3 separate regions of the Mus musculus genome follow, and regions 1 and 2 are each linked to region 3. A link is a loop called in an ENCODE intact Hi-C map of the cell type or tissue named here. Cell type or tissue: left cerebral cortex. All regions are shown on one strand. Links, peaks and the distances in the headings refer to the core of each region. The heading gives the core; the rest is flanking DNA.

Region 1 (5,574 bases), core at 249-5,248, 92 kb after region 3:
GTGGTAAAGTGCTTGCCTAGCAAGCCCAAGGCCCTGGGTTCGGTCCTCAGCTCCGGAAAAAAGAAAAAAAAAAAAAAATCGTCATATCTTGTAGCTGAACACGGCAGCCCATGCCCATGACCCCAGCACTTGGGAGACTGAGGCAAGAGAATCATAAACAAGTTGAAGACCAGCCTGGACTGGCTACTTAGTGAGAACCTATCTCAAAACTGGGGGCAGGGTAGGCCAGGGATGGAGCTCAGACATAGTCTGACCTAGTGGCAGAACTCTTTAACCTTAGCTTCTTAGGCTAAGAAGCTAAGGAGGAAGAGATTCACAAGTCCACTCTCTGCCTGGACTACAGAATGGGTTCAAGACCAGACTAGGTAACTTAGTAAGACACAAAAGCAAAAAAAAGGCAGGAGGGTTGCCAAGAAGCTTGCCTGAGATAGATAGTGAATTCCAAGTTCAACTGTAGCTATAAGGTAAAACCCTGTTTTAAAAAAAAATGCCATAGGAGGACATGCCCTGAGCCCAAGCCCTGAGCCATGAGTCCTGAGCCTTGAGCACACTTCACTGAATTGCCCATGACATTCTAGATCCATCACAGCTTTGGAGTTTCGTTATTTTTAGCTTCAAATTGCCCAATTTCATCTTTTTAGATTTAGTGTTAATGACTAAAGAAGCTCTATTTTATGCTAGACATTCATTTTGGTACCTACCAGCCATTTGTCTCTGTCTCACCAGCCATTTGTCACAATCCCTGGAAGTTAAGTTCCCAGTAACCCTGACTGAGTGACTCCTCCCACATACCCAGAAATGTACAGCCGTGACTATCTACTTATAATGATATGACTAACTGCTTTTTTTTTCTGTAACTTGCACAGATACCCAAATATTGTTTTGAGTTGCTTTAATCATTTAACCTGGTAGAACAGAACAATTTTTGCTTGCTTGCATAGATATTGAAGTCCCAAACCATTCCTTCATGGCAATCTCAAATTTGACTCAGAGATTGGTTATCCTAGTGGCAGCGAATCAGTAAACCTGTTAATTATAATTGGATTGGGTCTATGGTCTTTTCTCAGGGGTCACAAACTCTGTAACACTTTCTCATATAGAAACTTAAGAGCATTCTCTAAAAGGATAAATCCATGTTGGTCTATATTCATTCTAGTTTGTTCTTTTTCATGGTATGTTTATTCTTACTCAAGGTTTTGATTTCTTTAACCTTTAAAAATTTTTAAATTGTTTTATGTGTATAGGTGTTTGGATGGTGCCAGAAAGGGGTATTGACTACTCTGGAACTGGAGTTTTAGATGGTTGTGAGCTGCCATGTGGGAGCTGAGAACTAAACCACGGTCCTTTTCAAGAGCAGCAAGTGTTCTTAACCACCAAGCCATCTCTGCAGCCCCCTTCCCCCAGGTTTTGGCTTTTATTTTCTCAGTTTCTCAGGGCTCTTTATATATTCAGGATCCATTGCTTAGTGCTGCTCCGGTTTGGTGGGTCTAGTACTAATCAAGTCAGTGTTTGCCCATGCTTTGCCAACTGCAACTGCAACGTGCTTTTCACAGCTGACCCTCCGTTAAATCTAATCCTCCCTTAAAGCGAATCCATGAGTCTTTGTTTCCGAGACAAAGTTGCCTGCAGCTCCGACTCAGCCTGAACTAGCTCCGTAGCCCAGGATGGCCACTGTCTTAGTCAGGGCTTCTATTCCTGCACAAACATCATGACCAAGAAGCAAGTTGGGGAGGAAAAGGTTTATTCGGCTTACACTTCCATACTGCTGTTCATCACCAAGGAAGTCAGGACTGGAACTCAAGCAGGTCAGGAAGCAGGAGCTGATGCAGAGGCCATGGAGGGATGTTCTTTACTGGCTTGCTTCCCCTGGCTTGCTCAGCCTGTTCTCTTATAGAACCCAAGACTACCAGCCCAGAGATGGTCCCACACACAAGGGGTCTTTCCCCCTTGATCACTAATACAGTTGGATCTCATGGAGGCATTTCCTCAACTGAAGCTCCTTTCTCTGTAATAACTCCAGCTGTGTCAAGTTGACACAAAACTAGCCAGTACAGCCACAAACTCTTCTCCATCTCCTCCTTTTTTCAGACAGGTTCTCTCTGTGTAGTCCTGGCTGCTCTGAAACTCCTTATGTCGCTTATGCTAACCTTGAGCTCACAGAGACACCCCTGCTGGGGTTAAAACTGTGTACCACCATATCTCAAATTGTTAATTTTTTTTTTTTCTGATTCTTTTTTGGGGGAAAGCATGAACACAGTTCCCCACTACTACAAACTATACAGTCAAGTTTCCGACATGGGGAAGTTGCAGGGGTCTGCATATTCGGAGTGGGAGCTTCGAATCTTAATCTCCAGGCCTTCAAGGAGTTTCAGGGCTTCTAACACTGGATGGTGCAGGATTCAACCTCAACAGTGTCACCTTGTGCCAGTGAGGAGTCATAGCAGCAGTGGACTCCCAGCTTCCTCTCGCTCCACCTGAAGGAGAAAAAGTTCAACTAAGAGAAAGAGTACGCTATATGTGGAACAACAATATGAACTAACCAATACCCCCAGAGCTCGTGTCTCTAGCTGCATATGTAGCAGAAGATGGCCTAGTCGGCCATCATTGGGAAGAGAGGCAGGCCCCTTGGTCTTGCAAACTTTATTTGCCCCAGTACAGGGGAATGCCAGGGCCAAGAAGTGGGAGTGGGTGGGTAGGGGAGCAGGGTGGGTGAGGGTATAGGGGACTTTCGGGATAGCATTTGAAATGTAATGAAGAAAATACCTAATAAAAAATTGAAAAAAAAAAGAAAGAGTACGAATTATGGGAAATTTAGAAGTGGCAAGGAAGAGGAAGGATCCTCAAAATAAATGCATACTAGCCAGCAGTCACTTAACGGGAAAACATTGAGTGAGGTAAGCTGGGCACAGAAAGGCAAATCCTCGACTATCTCACACGCTTGATCTAAAGCAACGAACTCACAGAGTCTGAGTAGACTGACGGCTAGCTACCAGATTAGGGGTGGAGGGGCAGAGCATGGGGCAGAGCAGGGGTGGGGGAGCTGTGGGGAGATGAAAGTCAAAGGTCATGAAGCTTTAAGCGTCAGACGAGGGTTAAGTGTCGAAATTTCTTTAGAAGATTATGAAGGTTAAGCGTCTAGATTTTTCCCCTTTGAGGTCTAGTACAGCTAATAAGTGCTGTACATCTCCACAGACCAAGGAAGAATACGTCTCGAATATCCTCATCCCCTCAAACATCAAACATTTGAGTTGACATATAGGTTAATAGCTTGATTTAATCATTCTATGTTATATCAAAAATTCTAAATTCACTTTGCACTTTACAAGATATCTAGCTATAATTTGTTTTTTGGTTGGTTTGGTTTTTTTTTTTTTTTTCATTTCTCTTTTGTGTATGTGTGTTCGTGTGTGCACATGTTTGGCTAAAATTCCTTTCCTGGGGGGGTGATGCAAGTCATGTCTGTCTCAATATCTACCCTGCTCCTAGGGTCCCAACAGCCAAGCAAGACCCTATCCCACCAAAGTTCACTGCAGAATCAGAGCTTATCAGGCTTTCTTCAGAGTCATGGGTGAGAAGCTAAATTAGGAGCACCTTAGAGCAGCCGCCCTGGAGGCTGGAAGCGCTGCACCAGCATGCATGAGGCATCTTAACTGTTATGAAATATAATGCAGGGCTGGTGAGATGGCTCAGCGGTTAAGAGTGCCGACTAAGGTTCCTAAGGTCCTGAGTTCAAATCCCAGCAACCACGTGGTGGCTCACAACCATCCATAACGAAATCTGATGCCCTCTTCTGGAGTGTCTGAAGACAGCTACAGTGTATTTACATATAATAAATAAATAAATATTTTAAAAAAAAAGAAATATAATGCAGCAGCAGCAGGTGCAAGGAGTTAGCTGGCAGGCCGACACCGAGGTGTCCCCTGAGGCAGGTGACAGACCTGGCAGAAGGGAGGGTTGTTTGGGAGGGGAGGGGAGTGAGGACCCGGAGAAGGGGTAAATGTAGACAGAGCCATGTGGGCAGAGAAAGCAGGGACTGAAAAGGACAGAAAGAAAGAGAGGCCAGCTGGGAACATGTGAAACAGAGAGAGAAAAGAGAATGAGAAGGGGGTAGAGAGTCGGGGGGCTGGAGTAGCAAGCTATCCTTTTTGTACATGGCTGCTGCTGCATCTGGCTAGTGCACAGCAAGCAATGGCAAGCAGTGTATTGCTAGGTCCTTATTGCTAGGTCCCTGGGAGGAGCCAGAGGATTTGTATGTAAGCCAACAGGTATGACTGTATAAGTAAGTGGAGCTCTGTCCCTAGTCCTTCCAAAACCATATCCTCAAACCAGTGGTTCCCAACCTTCCTAAGGCTACAACCCTTTAATACAGTTCCTCGTGTTGTGGTGAACCCTAGCCATAAAATTATTTTTGTTACTCCTTTATAGCTGTAATTTTGCTACTATTATGAATCATAATGTAAATATCTGATATGCAGGATTTTGGGACACGCAAACCCTGTGAAAAGGTCGTTTGATCCCCAAATGAGTCTCAACCCACAGGCTGAGAACCACTGCTCTAGCCCTACCCAGAGACTATGAACCCATGTGCAATTAGGATAGAATTGCAAACAACTGGTTGGAAGGGTAGCCGAATGCTCAAGTGAGGGCCTCATGTCCTGCCCACTCCTACCAAGAGGCCCAGCTGTGATGGGGGCGGGGGTGCGCTCTGTATTCAGATGCTGATTGCTGTGCCCAGAGGTCTCTTTGCAATCTAGACGTAGACATTGTCATGATATTTGGAGCATCTCCTGTCTCAGTGATGTATAAAACTTCTTTTCCATTACCTTTGATTGCTTAATAAAGAGCTGATTCTGCCTAAAGATGGGCAGAAGTGCCAGGCAGTGGTGGTGCATGCCTTTAATTCCAGCACTTGGAAGGCAGAGGCAGGTGGATTTCTGAGTTTGAGTTCCACCTGGTCTACAGAGTGAGTTCCAAGACAGCCAGGGCTATACAAAGAAACCCTATCTCAAAAAAAAAAAAAAAAAAAAAAAAAATGGGCAGAAGAGAATAAGAGGAGACTTCCAGTCCCAGTCAGGGGGGCCCAAGCAAAAAGAAAGAAGCAGAGAAGAAAAAAGGAAAGGAAGGGAGGGATCAGGAGGATTTGCCAGGAGTCACCGTGAGGACACACATGGATCAGAGCCAGCCAGAGCAAGACTCAGATACCGCTGGGAAGTAGGCAGCTGTAGAGGGCTTCAGTAGACGAGCATCTGCCCAGCATGCTACCTGCAGCTTGTCTCTGTGTCATTGATTCAGGAGCTAAACGGGCTAGGGCAGGCGTAGAGATGCCCTGTTGTTAGAGAGAGCAAAAGGGCAAAGAAAAGCCCCAGGTTAACATCTGCACTGGGGTGATCTTTGCAGCAGGCCCAGAAGAACTCCTTAGGATGCTGGTAGTTTGGCTCAGAGGACAGTGCTGTACAAGAATACCTATGGGCAGGCCCGATGAAGACTTAGGATGGTGTGTGTGTGTGTGTGTGTGTGTGTGTGTGTGTGTGTGTGTACATATGGAGGTGAGAGGACAGCCTAGCATGTCATCAT
Region 2 (5,574 bases), core at 410-5,409, 250 kb after region 3:
CTCCTGAGTGGCCCAGCCCTGGCTGGGGATGAAGAGGAAGTGAGCTTAGCCTCAGTGCCAGCAGCTTGTGTTTGAGGCAGAGTCCCAGGCTGGAAAGTCAAGAGACATGGATTCTGGACCTAACTCTGTCCACTGGGGCTATCAAGCTAGCCCCTTCTCCTCTAAGAGCCTCACTTTCCCTATTTGCAATGTGCAAGAACACCAGAACACTTGCCCTGAAAAGATCATCCTCCTATATCTGGCCTCCCGAGCATGCCTGTCCAGGTTCCACTTGGCCCTGTGCCCCTCAGGCTTTGGAATTTGAATACTGCAATACTAAAACCCAGTTTTGGGAGAAGTCAAGCCCGTGTGCACAGTGCCAGGGTCTGAAAGGACCTAAAGTCTTCCAGGGGACCACGCCTCACGGTCGGCTCTGGATGAGCAGGGTCACCTGGGAGTCCTGAACAACAGGACTGTCTGGACTTGGGGAAAGGAATGCTTTCCGAGGCTGTAGCTCAATGGAAAGCAAGCAGTTCGCTGACTTTCCCCCTCATTAGATCCAACCTAGCCAGGGTCATTCTTACAGGTCTGTGCCTGCTTCACCAGGGGACTCACCATTGGAGGAATCTGATGGAGTCTGAAATGCACAGAACAAGACCTCAGAGCAGTCTGCACGGCCTGTGTCGGAAGTAACTACCATCTGTGGTTCCCTTCACTTCAGTCTTGTGGAAGGAAGACAATCCTCTCAGCATGGTCCCTCAGAGACTCTCAGAGGCCCAACTGAAGTGGGTGACTGAGGGCACAGAGCAAGGTAACCCAAGGGCCATGTCCACACTCGAGAAGTAGATCCTGAAACGGGTCTTTGATTCACACACAGCGCAGTGAGCCTAAGTATTTTTCAAAAGCTGGACTCAAAAGAGTCCAGGAGGCAGAGTTCTGGGTTCTAACCTTAGCAACAAATATATTGTCTTGCCTTGTGACCTCGGCAAATGATGTCTCTTTGAAGACTGCCTTAGTTTTCCCTTTGTGCATTGAAGGTGTGGCCCTGGCAATGGGCGCCCATTGGAAACACCATTCAAGCTCCAGAGAGCTACACCCAGAACCACAAATGTTGATCTAGATCAGATCCACTCTGAGCCCCTAACCCTGGTCTAGAGTGGAGACCTGCAGATGTCTGGAAATTGCACATCTCCTTCAGAATGGCCAAGTATGTCATGTCCTCTGTCAGGGTATCATCAGGACTGGGCAGAGGGTCCAAGGGGCTGGGTCCACCTGGCTCTGGGGAGTGTCCAGCAGGGCCACATTCCCATCCAGAAGCCAAGTGGCACTTGCAGACAGTCTAGGGGAGGTTTGACTCCAGAAAGTTTCAGAGAGCTGGTGGGCTGCAAGAAGCCTTCGATGGATGCAGACGCTTGTAAGCAGCAACCTGGTTGTCTGGTCATGAAGTCCATGGGGTCCAGAAGTTTGTCCAGGATAGCCATTGGTCCAGAGAACCCACCTAAGATCTGGATGTTGCTGGGAAGAAAAGATAGCACAGCTGGTACCAAGATGGAATTGCCTCGCCCTTGGCTGGGTGAAGGACAAGGGACAAAGATGAACACAGTATTATCTGTAGTCACAGGTGACTGATTCCAGGCCAGGAAGCCAGGCTCCCTGGTCTCAGGCCTATTCCTCCAGGAATTAGCCATGGGACTCTAGCCAATCATTACTCTTCTCTGTGCCTCAGTTTCCCTTTCAGTTTAATGAGAGAGTTGAGTTTTCCTGAGATCCCAATCTACTTTAGACTAAGCCCCAGGCTTAATCAGGATGCTGAAGGGAGGCCCGAGGGCCTTGAGGTCCTCACCTGGCGTTGTCTCTCTGTGGCCTTGTCCGTAGTAGTATCTCCAAGCACGGATAGGCCTGGCATCTTGTTTGCTTCCAAGGTTTCTATGAGACAGTCTCCTCTGTTGGGGGCGGGGGGCGAGGGGTTAAGGGCAAGACCTCCTCTCTCCAAGGTTAAATGTCTCCCACAATAGTGGAGGGCATTAAGATGGGCATGGGGTGGGGCGATGGCTCCGGGGGGCTTCCAAGGCCGGCCAGGACTCTACCGCTCAGGGGCGGGGGAAGCTCCTGAGCACTGGCGAAGCCGCCACTCTGCCAGTTGCCTTAAAAAGGCGCCAGCGCGCGCGCATCAGCAGAAGGGCTGCGGCTCTCTTCCAAAATAGGCAAGAACTGGGAGGCCGCGAGAGAAGAGCTGCGAGGAGCACAGACGTCACGCAGGGCCTCCCTCCTCCGGGCCACCCCACTCTGTCTGCATCACATTGCCATGGCAACGGAGTGTCGCGGTTAGCAGATGAATGAGCTGCAACAAGCAGAGGAGCCCGCAGGGACGCGCGCCCCCTCTGCGGTCAAATAACAAGACTGCAGAATGAATGCAGAAACTACCAGAAAGAAAGAGTGCCGTGACCCACCCATTCCCCACTGATCCTACTGCGTCCCAGAGGCCTGGGGGCTATTGGGCCTAGACATCTCTGACCTTATGGTTCATTGCTTCTCTCTTCCCAGGGTTCCCCTTTCCTCAGTCAGTTTCCTAAATCTGTGGAAAACCTGACAGCCTGTCTCTTAGCGCCCCTGTGTGAAGGATCATGATGCTGCGGCAAGTGTTTGTGACTGGGGTTCTCGCCGTCTATGTCGCCCTCTGGCGTTCGCGCGGGAGAAAACATTGGCGTTAATGAAGTTGTGGGGAGGATTCAGAGATAATGAATGGCATATATAGTACGAAGGTAAGTGCTGCTCCACACTGCTTCATTTCATTCTCAAATCATCTCCAATGCAGATTACTACTATTGTAACCATTTTACAGGGGAGAAAAATCGAGGTTGAAAGACCGGGCAAGTTTACCCAAGAAATTCCAGCATCAAGGGGCGATGCCCCCAGAACTCATCACAGAATTAAAAAGTGCTTGTGAGCCGGGTGTGGTGGCGCACGCCTTTAATCCCAGCACTCGGGAGGCAGAGGCAGGCGGATTTATGAGTTCGAGGCCAGCCTGGTCTATAAAGTGAATTTCAGGACAGCCAGGGCTATACAGAGAAACCCTGTCTTGAAAAACAAAACAAACAAAAAAAAGTGCTTGTGGCCCTCTTAGTTTCACGTCTGCGGCCTCTTGACCAGCCTCACAGTCCCTTGGGATAAGCAAGATGGAACTCCTTAAAATTATTGCCGTTTCACCTGTAAGACTGACACTCATAGAAGTGAATGGCTTGCTGGAGAGTGTGGGGCCCAGGTCTCTAGACTACTGATCTTAGAATTGGGGACAAGGAAACTGAATGAAGCCTACCACTTCTGTGAGACATTACCCTTTAGGAGAGAGAGCGTGGAGTTCTTCATTAATAACACAGAGCTCTGATCAGAAGAGGGGCAAGGAACTCTGTCTCTTTCCTTCCATGGAGAGCAATAATTGTGTATGTGCCATGTGTCATATTTTAGTGTGGTTGTTTTACAATCCTACCTGCTTGCTTATCCTGGATGCTCTACAGAGCCCCTCCTGCCTTCGGATGATGTTTTGAACAGACCTGCCTTGATACCAGTGGGTAGCTCTGCCCAGACCCGACACTTCCTCGCTATCCCTGCACAGACACTGATCTGCAAGTCTCTGGGTGTCAGCTTTGGTCTTACTAGCTTGTATTTGGAGCATCATCCAGTTTTCTTGTAAACTTTGGCCACGTGATTAGGGCTTTTATTATCTAGTGAGGTCTTGGCGTGAGGATTCATAGAGACTCAAACCCCATGCCTTCCTTGGTGCTTCCCATTCTTTGTTAAGTTACCCTGCTTGTCCTGGCACCCATTATGTAGACCAGGCTGACCACAAACTCAGAGATCCACCTGCCTCTGCCTCCTGAGTGCTGAGATTAAAGGCGTGTGCCATCATGCCTGGCTCCTCCATTGTCTTATTTTTTTTTAAGATTTATTTATTTTATGTATATGAGTACACTGTAACTGTTCAGATGGTTGTGAGCCTTCATGTGGTTGTTGGGAATTGAATTTAGGACCTCTGCTCACTCCAGTCCTCGATCAGCCCCCTTCATTGTTTTTTTAAATGTTATATTTAAAAATATGTATTTATTTTTGTTTTAAATGTGTGAGTGTGTGCCTTCATGTGTCTATGTATGCAGTGACCATGGAGGGCCAGAAGAGGGCATAAGATGAAACTGGACAGCTAAGAGTCGCCATATGGGACAAAAAAAAAAAAAAGAGTAGCCATATGGGACTGGCAAGATGGCTTAGTGGGTAAGAGCACTGACTGCTCTTCCAAAGGTCCTGAGTTCAAATCCCAGCAACCACATGGTGGCTCACAACCACCAGTAATGAGATCTGTTGCCTTCTTCTAGTGTGTCCTGAAGATAGCAACAGTGTACTTATTTATAATAATAAATAAATCTTTGGGCCAGAGCGAGTCTTAAATTCAATTTCCAACAACCACATGAAGGTTCACAACCATTTGTACAGCTACAGTGTACTCATATACATAAAATAAATAAATCTTTTTTTTTTAAGAGTCATCCTGTGGCTGTGGGAATAGAACCCTGGTCCTCTGTAAGAGCAGTAAGCTCTCTTAACCACTGAACCAACCTCCAGCCCTTCCCCATCTTAGTATTTTTAACTCATGCACTTAGGGGTGGTGAGGCTCTGATTCAAACCACCAAAAGGAATGCAAGGGGCTGGTTGGCATCAAGGATGAGGCACAGCTGGTGGCTTTGAGAAAGGGGACATTTACAGTGACACATCAGGTATGAGGAACATCCATCCCCACGTGGTGACAATAACTGAATTTATCAAGCAGAGTCTGAACTTCCAATCCTGTCAGAAGCCATCTTACTGCATCTCAGGGAATACACCAATGTACCAACTCCCTTTTTCAGCCGCCATACCTTTGCTTTGTTCCCCGTTCTTCCTCAGTAGGATTCTCTACCAATTCTGGAGAGCTGGGAATATCCATTCAGGAGTAACCTTTATCCAGACACCGCAGATATAACCTCAAGGGCCTCTCCTGAATGCTTTCCTCCCATTCCCTTTGAGTGCTTTCCTGTCACCCTGAGGTGTTTTCTGGCTCCAGCCACAGTTTCTCTTGTAGGGGCTGTGGTTACAGTCGCCTTTATAACTCCTCCTGCAGGCTGCTATTTGGGTCTTCTGGGACATTTATGGGTTTTGAAAAAGATAAAAGGACAGTGCAGATTGGTGTTGTTGGTAAATGTCATCCTTGGCTTGCAATGGTCAACTGTAATTTTCCACCAACATTGCATCTCTGCTGCAGAGAATCTCAATTTGCCCCAGGCCTAGGTTTTTAGCCAGGTCTATCAGCAGCTGTTGCCGTTGACCTATAGAGTATCAGACAGGAGCTACTTCCAGGACAAAGTATTTACACTAGTCCATGACTCAGAGGTCACAGTCCATCCTAGTTAACTTTGCCAAATTGACACAGTCATCTGAAAGGAGACAGCCTCAGCTGAGGAACTGCCTGCATCCAACTGGTCTGTGGGCGTGGCTATGGGGGGATTGTTGTGATTATTAATTGAAGCAGAGGTCTCAGCCCACTGTGGGTGGCACCACAGGCAGCTG
Region 3 (5,520 bases), core at 521-5,520:
CTTGCCGTGCATGCAAGGCAAGCACTCTAAACTACAACTCCTCGCTAATTTTCCTCACTCCCAAGTGTCTCAACTGTTTTCAATAAGGAGTAGTGAGGGTTATTACCACAACCTAGTCTTAACTGCTGCTCAGCCATCAGTGGAAAGGTGAGCACCTTTCTGTCTTTCCCATAAAATCAAGGGAGCTCCCACAGAATCAGAAGAGTGGCAGGTCCTACCTCCTGAATTCTAGGTCACCCTAGAAAGCCATAAGGATATCCTGAGTATGTAAATAAACACACAATGTATTCTAGAGATGGAGAGAGTATTTGTTCTTAAACTTTGCAATGTATAAACAGAAGGTATTAAAAATTGCAAGTCTTGAGTCTGTTTGACTCAGGAAAACTACTGTCTTCAGCATAACTGGCCAGGGACCCCAAGCAGCCCTGACTACCATCAGTCAAAACAAAGACAAGCAGAGCCAGGTGTATGTAGACTAGGAACTATTATGACACAGCCCCAAGCTGGGCTCCACACATCAGATCTGGCACAGCACATTATTCACAGGGTAAGTATTCTCTCTCTCAGGGACGGCCTTTCTCTTAGGTGGTTTCAGTCGCCCCACAACAGTGTAACAGCAACACCCCATTCTCAGGCAAAACAAACGTCAGCACACATTTTCCTCATAACTCTCCTTCAGCTGTTACACATGGAGCGTTATTGTGGAGAGCTCAGATCATGGGGCTTGGGGGAAAAAGCAGTAATTGGAAAAGTTTGAAAGCAGATGTACTATGTGTGAGAGGAATTAATGGAGAAATGGCCTTGCAATTGAGTGCTAGGCAGAGCAGTAACTGAATGAAAAGGAAGGACAGGAATTAGGTGAAAGTCTACACGTGTGGCAGCTAAAGCCACTTGAGAATAGGGTTCCACATAGGACAGATAAGAGGGTAAACAGAGGGCTAGGGAGCAAGTCTTCAGGAAAGACATCTTGGAGTATCGGTGGGAGAGAGGAGAAGGATGATAGATAGAACGGGGCCCTGAAAGCTATGGGGACAAAAATAACACCAGTGTTGGCCCTGCAGACCGGTGGGAAGCAGGGATCAGCAGCAATGAATGGGCTCATACTTTGCACTTTTACCGACCACCACTGACGAGGGTGGGTTTTGCTTGTGTTGACCCACATGGAAGCTAATGGCCACAGTGGACTACTGAGTATGCAACGTGTGGCAAGTGTAAACTGCGATGTGCTGAAGGTATGAAATAACAGATATTCAGGACTTCAAGGGGAATTCAATTATCTCAATTTTTATATTGGTCTCATGTTAGAATGTCAAAAATATTAAAATAGATTTCAAGGTTTTATAGTTTGATGTTTCCTGGAAATTTGTATTTATTCACTGTGCTAGGTATGAAACCGAGAGCTTTGTGGTTGTTAGATTAATGCTTTACTATTGAGCTGAACCCACAGACCATTTTCACAGTTTATCACGAATTACTTATATGACTCATTGTATCTCTATTGTATGGCACTGTTCAAACTGGACCACAGATCTAAGAGTGAAAGGTAATAGGAATGGAAGAGAATAGACTATCTACATGAGCTGTGGTAGGAGAGGGTATCTTAAAGAGAACATAAAAGAGAAAGCTTTAGGAAACAATAATTTGGTTACATTAAAAATATTTCCCTCAAAAAACAAAGCTATTAGTGTAATGACAAGATATCTGAACCAAGTAGAAATAGCTACAATATGAGGAAAACTCGACAGCTCAACCCAAAGGCTGAGACCTAAAATCCAGACAGAAGACGGAAAGCAGGAAATGTACATTCGCACAAATGATAAGAACAAGGTATTTTGAAATTCATTAGAAACAAGACAAAAACAAACTACGTCGAGTTGTGAATAAAACTTTACACCTTTTCAACTGACAAAAATTAGAAAAGTTACTACCAGACCTTGGTAATGACAGGAAAAACAGAACAGACAAACATAGTGCCTCTGTGTTCCAAGTGGAGGATATTCTAGCAGGGCTTTTTTCTTTTTTTCTTTTTTTCTGGGAACTTGGTACTACTTACACATGTTAGGGTTTGGTTTGGTTTGGTTGTCTTGGGGTATGGGGTTTTGTTTTGTCTGTTTGTTTGAGACATTGCTTCTCTCTGTAGCCCTTAGTGTTCTGGAAGTTGCTCTTAGACCAGGCTGGCCTCCAACTCACAGAGCCGCCTGAATGTGCTCATCACCACCCAACTCACATAATAAAAAACGATAAAACTGGAGGCTAGAAATGATATCACACACCTGTAATTAACCAGCACTTGGGAGGCTGAGGTAGGAGTGTGAGTTCAAGGCTAGTCTGGATTACACAGCCAGTTCTTGGACAGCCTTGACTACACAGAAAAGCCATGTCTAAAAGAGGCAGGGAGGGAGAAAGGGGGTGAAATGAAATTGTATAGAAAAATGGGAACTGGGCTGGTGAGATGGCTCAGTGGGTAAGAGCACCGGACTGCTCTTCCGAAGGTCAGGAGTTCAAATCTCAGCAACCACATGGTGGCTCATAACCATCCATAGCGAGATCTGACTCTCTCTTCTGAAGTGTCTGAGGACAGCTACAGTGTACTTACATATAATAAATAAATAAATAAATCTTAAAAAAGAAAAAAATGGGAACTGTTAGTAGAGCATTAGTTGTGGAGCCCCCACAAATTTGGGAAGAGATCCCAAAATACAATGTACAAGGTTAGGTGATAGCAGATCCCGAGGAGGTTCCAGGACAGCCAAGACTGCCAGAAAACCCCATCTCGAAAAACAAACCAAAAAAAATTAATTTTAAAAATGTGTAATTACAATTAGACAATGCCTTCTGAAATGAGTGGGAAACATGGATTTGGTAAAGAAATGTTTCCAAGTAGCTTGGGTGCAGGAAGTCAACTCGGGGAACTGATCTCTATACTATTGGAGGAGCTGGTGTTGGAACTACCACAATGGGGAATTGTTTTGACAACAATGGGGATGGTCTAACAACCATCCCGGTGCCTCTTCTAGGAGATGAATTCAATCCCTCAATGTCTGTAAGCCCGCTGCTTTGTGATAGTGATCCACCAAGCTGGTACCCTGCTTGCCACCAGGAGGTGCCCTTGGACCGCAACAGAGAGTCTGGAGCCTGACAATTGCCTGTGCCTCAGGCAGCTTGGGACGGATGCGGAACCCTTGTCACTCATTCCCCAAACCTGGATTCTCCCTGGACCTCTGGACAACGTATTCCTTGGTAATGCTCACCACATTTCAGGAACCAGGATAGACAGATACTACGAGGGAAAGCCAGCCCACGTATATTCATGAATAAACATGACAAAGTATAGTTTGGATAGAGAAATGCCTCCCTCAGACCTAACCTAGTTCTAACCCAGATTATCTTTCTACTCCACTCTCAGTCTCAGCTTCTTCACCAATGAACAACACTATTGCAGTGAAAATTAAATTGTTTTACGGGAATTCTTACCCCTTCCTACCCAAACAAGGGAGAGATTAGGTTAAGATGTGGTAGTGCCTGGGTTTCTGAAGTATCGCTCTCAGCAGCCAGAGGTTGAGAAAACCCCCTTCTAGCGGGCCCAGTGACACAACCCTTTGTCATCAGCCCCCTCGACAGTGCGCCCAATACCACGATCCATTGTGATGCTTAGAGACTCCCCCGGGCCTTACGGTTTTGCCAAGGCAATGGTTGCTTCCTGAGCCCCCTTGACGCGCAAGCCGCGACCCACTCCCAAGGCGGTGATTGGCTAGCCCGGGCTGGGGGCGGGCTGACCTTCGCTCCGCAGTGCCGTCACCACATGACCCCGCCCCCGCACGGGGGGCGGACAGTTGTGTGCGGCCGCAGGATTGGTCGCCCCGCTCCTGCGAGGGGGAGGGGAGGCAGGCAGCGCGCACTCGCGCGTGCGTGAGCTGGCGCGCGAGAAAGCGCCCGGTCGCGCCGAGGCTCGAGCGGCCGTCGCCATTTTGTAGGGTTCTCTCTGACGCGGGACCCGCCGCCACCGCCGGCACCACCCGGAGGTAGGAGAGGATGCTGTGGGTGTGTGGGAAGCCCTGGAGCGGACTGGGCCGGACCTCGGAGGGCCGGGAAGGCTCGGGTTTGGGGCCACTCATCTTCTGAGGAAGGTCCCGGGAAGACAAGGAAAGGAGGCGGGGCCGGGTCTCCGGAGGGGGCGGGGCAGGGGTCGGGCCGAGTCTTTGTTGGGATGTTGCAGCGGAGGTTGGGCCGCTGAGGATAGGGGTCCAGTGTTGGGTGAAAGAGGGCTTTCGTTCTTGGAGTATGGTGGGAGGGGATACCGCGCTGTGGAGAGGTACACAGATTTCCCTCCAAAAACCCGTAACTAGGGACATTCAGATACTTCATGCCTTCCACTTGTCTTTCATCCCTGTGCTAAACCGTGAAGGAGCTAACCTTGTAGAGTCAATGTGCCTGACCTCACGGATATATATCTTAGACCTTGTTGTGCATTCTGACCCCCGACCTTCTGTTGGCATTGTCACACAGCAGTTCCTCTCTCAAAAAGAACTGTGAGGGTCGGGGTGTGCTGTAGTGTCAGTTTCTCACTTCACACCTGACTTTTAAAATCTTGTTTCTTCTCTGCCAGGCTCTTGTCAGGATGGTGAAGCTGTTCATTGGAAATCTGCCCCGGGAGGCCACAGAGCAGGAGATCCGCTCACTCTTCGAGCAGTACGGGAAGGTGCTGGAATGTGACATCATTAAGAATTATGGCTTTGTGCACATAGAGGACAAGACGGCCGCTGAGGATGCCATACGCAACCTGCACCACTACAAGCTGCACGGAGTGAACATCAATGTGGAAGCCAGCAAGAATAAGAGCAAAGCTTCAACCAAGTTACACGTGGGCAACATCAGCCCCACTTGTACCAACCAAGAGCTTCGGGCCAAGTTTGAGGAGTACGGCCCAGTCATCGAATGTGACATCGTGAAAGATTATGCCTTTGTACACATGGAGCGGGCAGAGGATGCGGTGGAGGCCATCAGGGGCCTCGACAACACAGAGTTTCAAGGTGAACTGTTCTGGGGATTGGGTGGCAGACCTTCGTGGAGTCTCTAGCTCAAGGCAGAGGGAAGAACACAAGACCACAGGGCTTCAAGAGTGGCTTCTGCCATTCTTTTAAATGCAAAGAACAGGTTATGTTTACTACTCTTAGCATAATTCACTCTGGGGAAGTAAGCCTTCCCCATTGTATTCGCCAAGCTCCTTCTCCACAACTGCATGGGCTCCTGCCTGCCTGCCTTTGGTCTTCATTCACTTGAGTACTGTCACAAGTCTTAAGTTGCCTAGGCAGAGAAGTAGTTAGGTAGTGTGAGAAGGGCTAGAGGTTAGGACTTTGTTGCTGGTTTGTGGTGGACCCAGAAGCCTTTGAGAGTTTTTACCCTCTGCTGCTTTCGAGGATGGCTGGTGGTAGTAAAGAGGAAAAAGGGAATCTAGAAGAAGCGCAGTATGAGAATCTGTGGTGAGTCTGGTTGGGTAGATGGGTATCTTTGAGGTGTTCA

What was found. A loop is a pair of places that touch in the nucleus more often than their neighbours do. Peaks named below come from ENCODE experiments on the same cell type or tissue, not always from the same donor. Only the 100,000 strongest peaks of a DNase experiment are listed, where the experiment ranks them.
Region 1: a loop joins it to region 3, with 5 times the contacts of the local background. A loop is called at or near these places in 17 of 42 quality-filtered maps.
Region 2: a loop joins it to region 3, with 4 times the contacts of the local background. A loop is called at or near these places in 9 of 42 quality-filtered maps.

The regions. Positions count from the first base shown.
Region 1 is chr19:4,845,271-4,850,844 of GRCm38, forward strand. No RefSeq gene overlaps it. Among named protein-coding and RNA genes, the nearest start is that of Ctsf, 7.1 kb to the right of the region's middle. In left cerebral cortex, for the core only: a CTCF peak has its summit at 2,420; a DNase peak (open chromatin) is centred at 2,436.
Region 2 is chr19:4,999,679-5,005,252 of GRCm38, forward strand. It overlaps a transcript of Npas4 not described here. Among named protein-coding and RNA genes, the nearest start is that of Npas4, 12 kb to the left of the region's middle. In left cerebral cortex, for the core only: CTCF peaks have their summits at 2,648 (motif pointing left) and 4,149 (motif pointing right); DNase peaks (open chromatin) are centred at 2,243 and 2,599; H3K4me3 peaks cover 763 bases; H3K27ac peaks cover 1,755 bases.
Region 3 is chr19:4,752,640-4,758,159 of GRCm38, forward strand. Sptbn2 (spectrin beta, non-erythrocytic 2) reads left to right here. Exons shown (of 37, transcript NM_021287.2): 37 at 1-1,339. All of the region lies in intron 2 of Gm21992 (predicted gene 21992), which reads right to left. Rbm4b (RNA binding motif protein 4B) reads left to right here and starts at 3,886. Exons shown (of 4, transcript NM_025717.3): 1 at 3,886-4,022; 2 at 4,607-5,030. The coding sequence starts at 4,619. In left cerebral cortex, for the core only: a CTCF peak has its summit at 3,099 (motif pointing right); DNase peaks (open chromatin) are centred at 3,122 and 3,827; H3K4me3 peaks cover 1,608 bases; H3K27ac peaks cover 1,927 bases.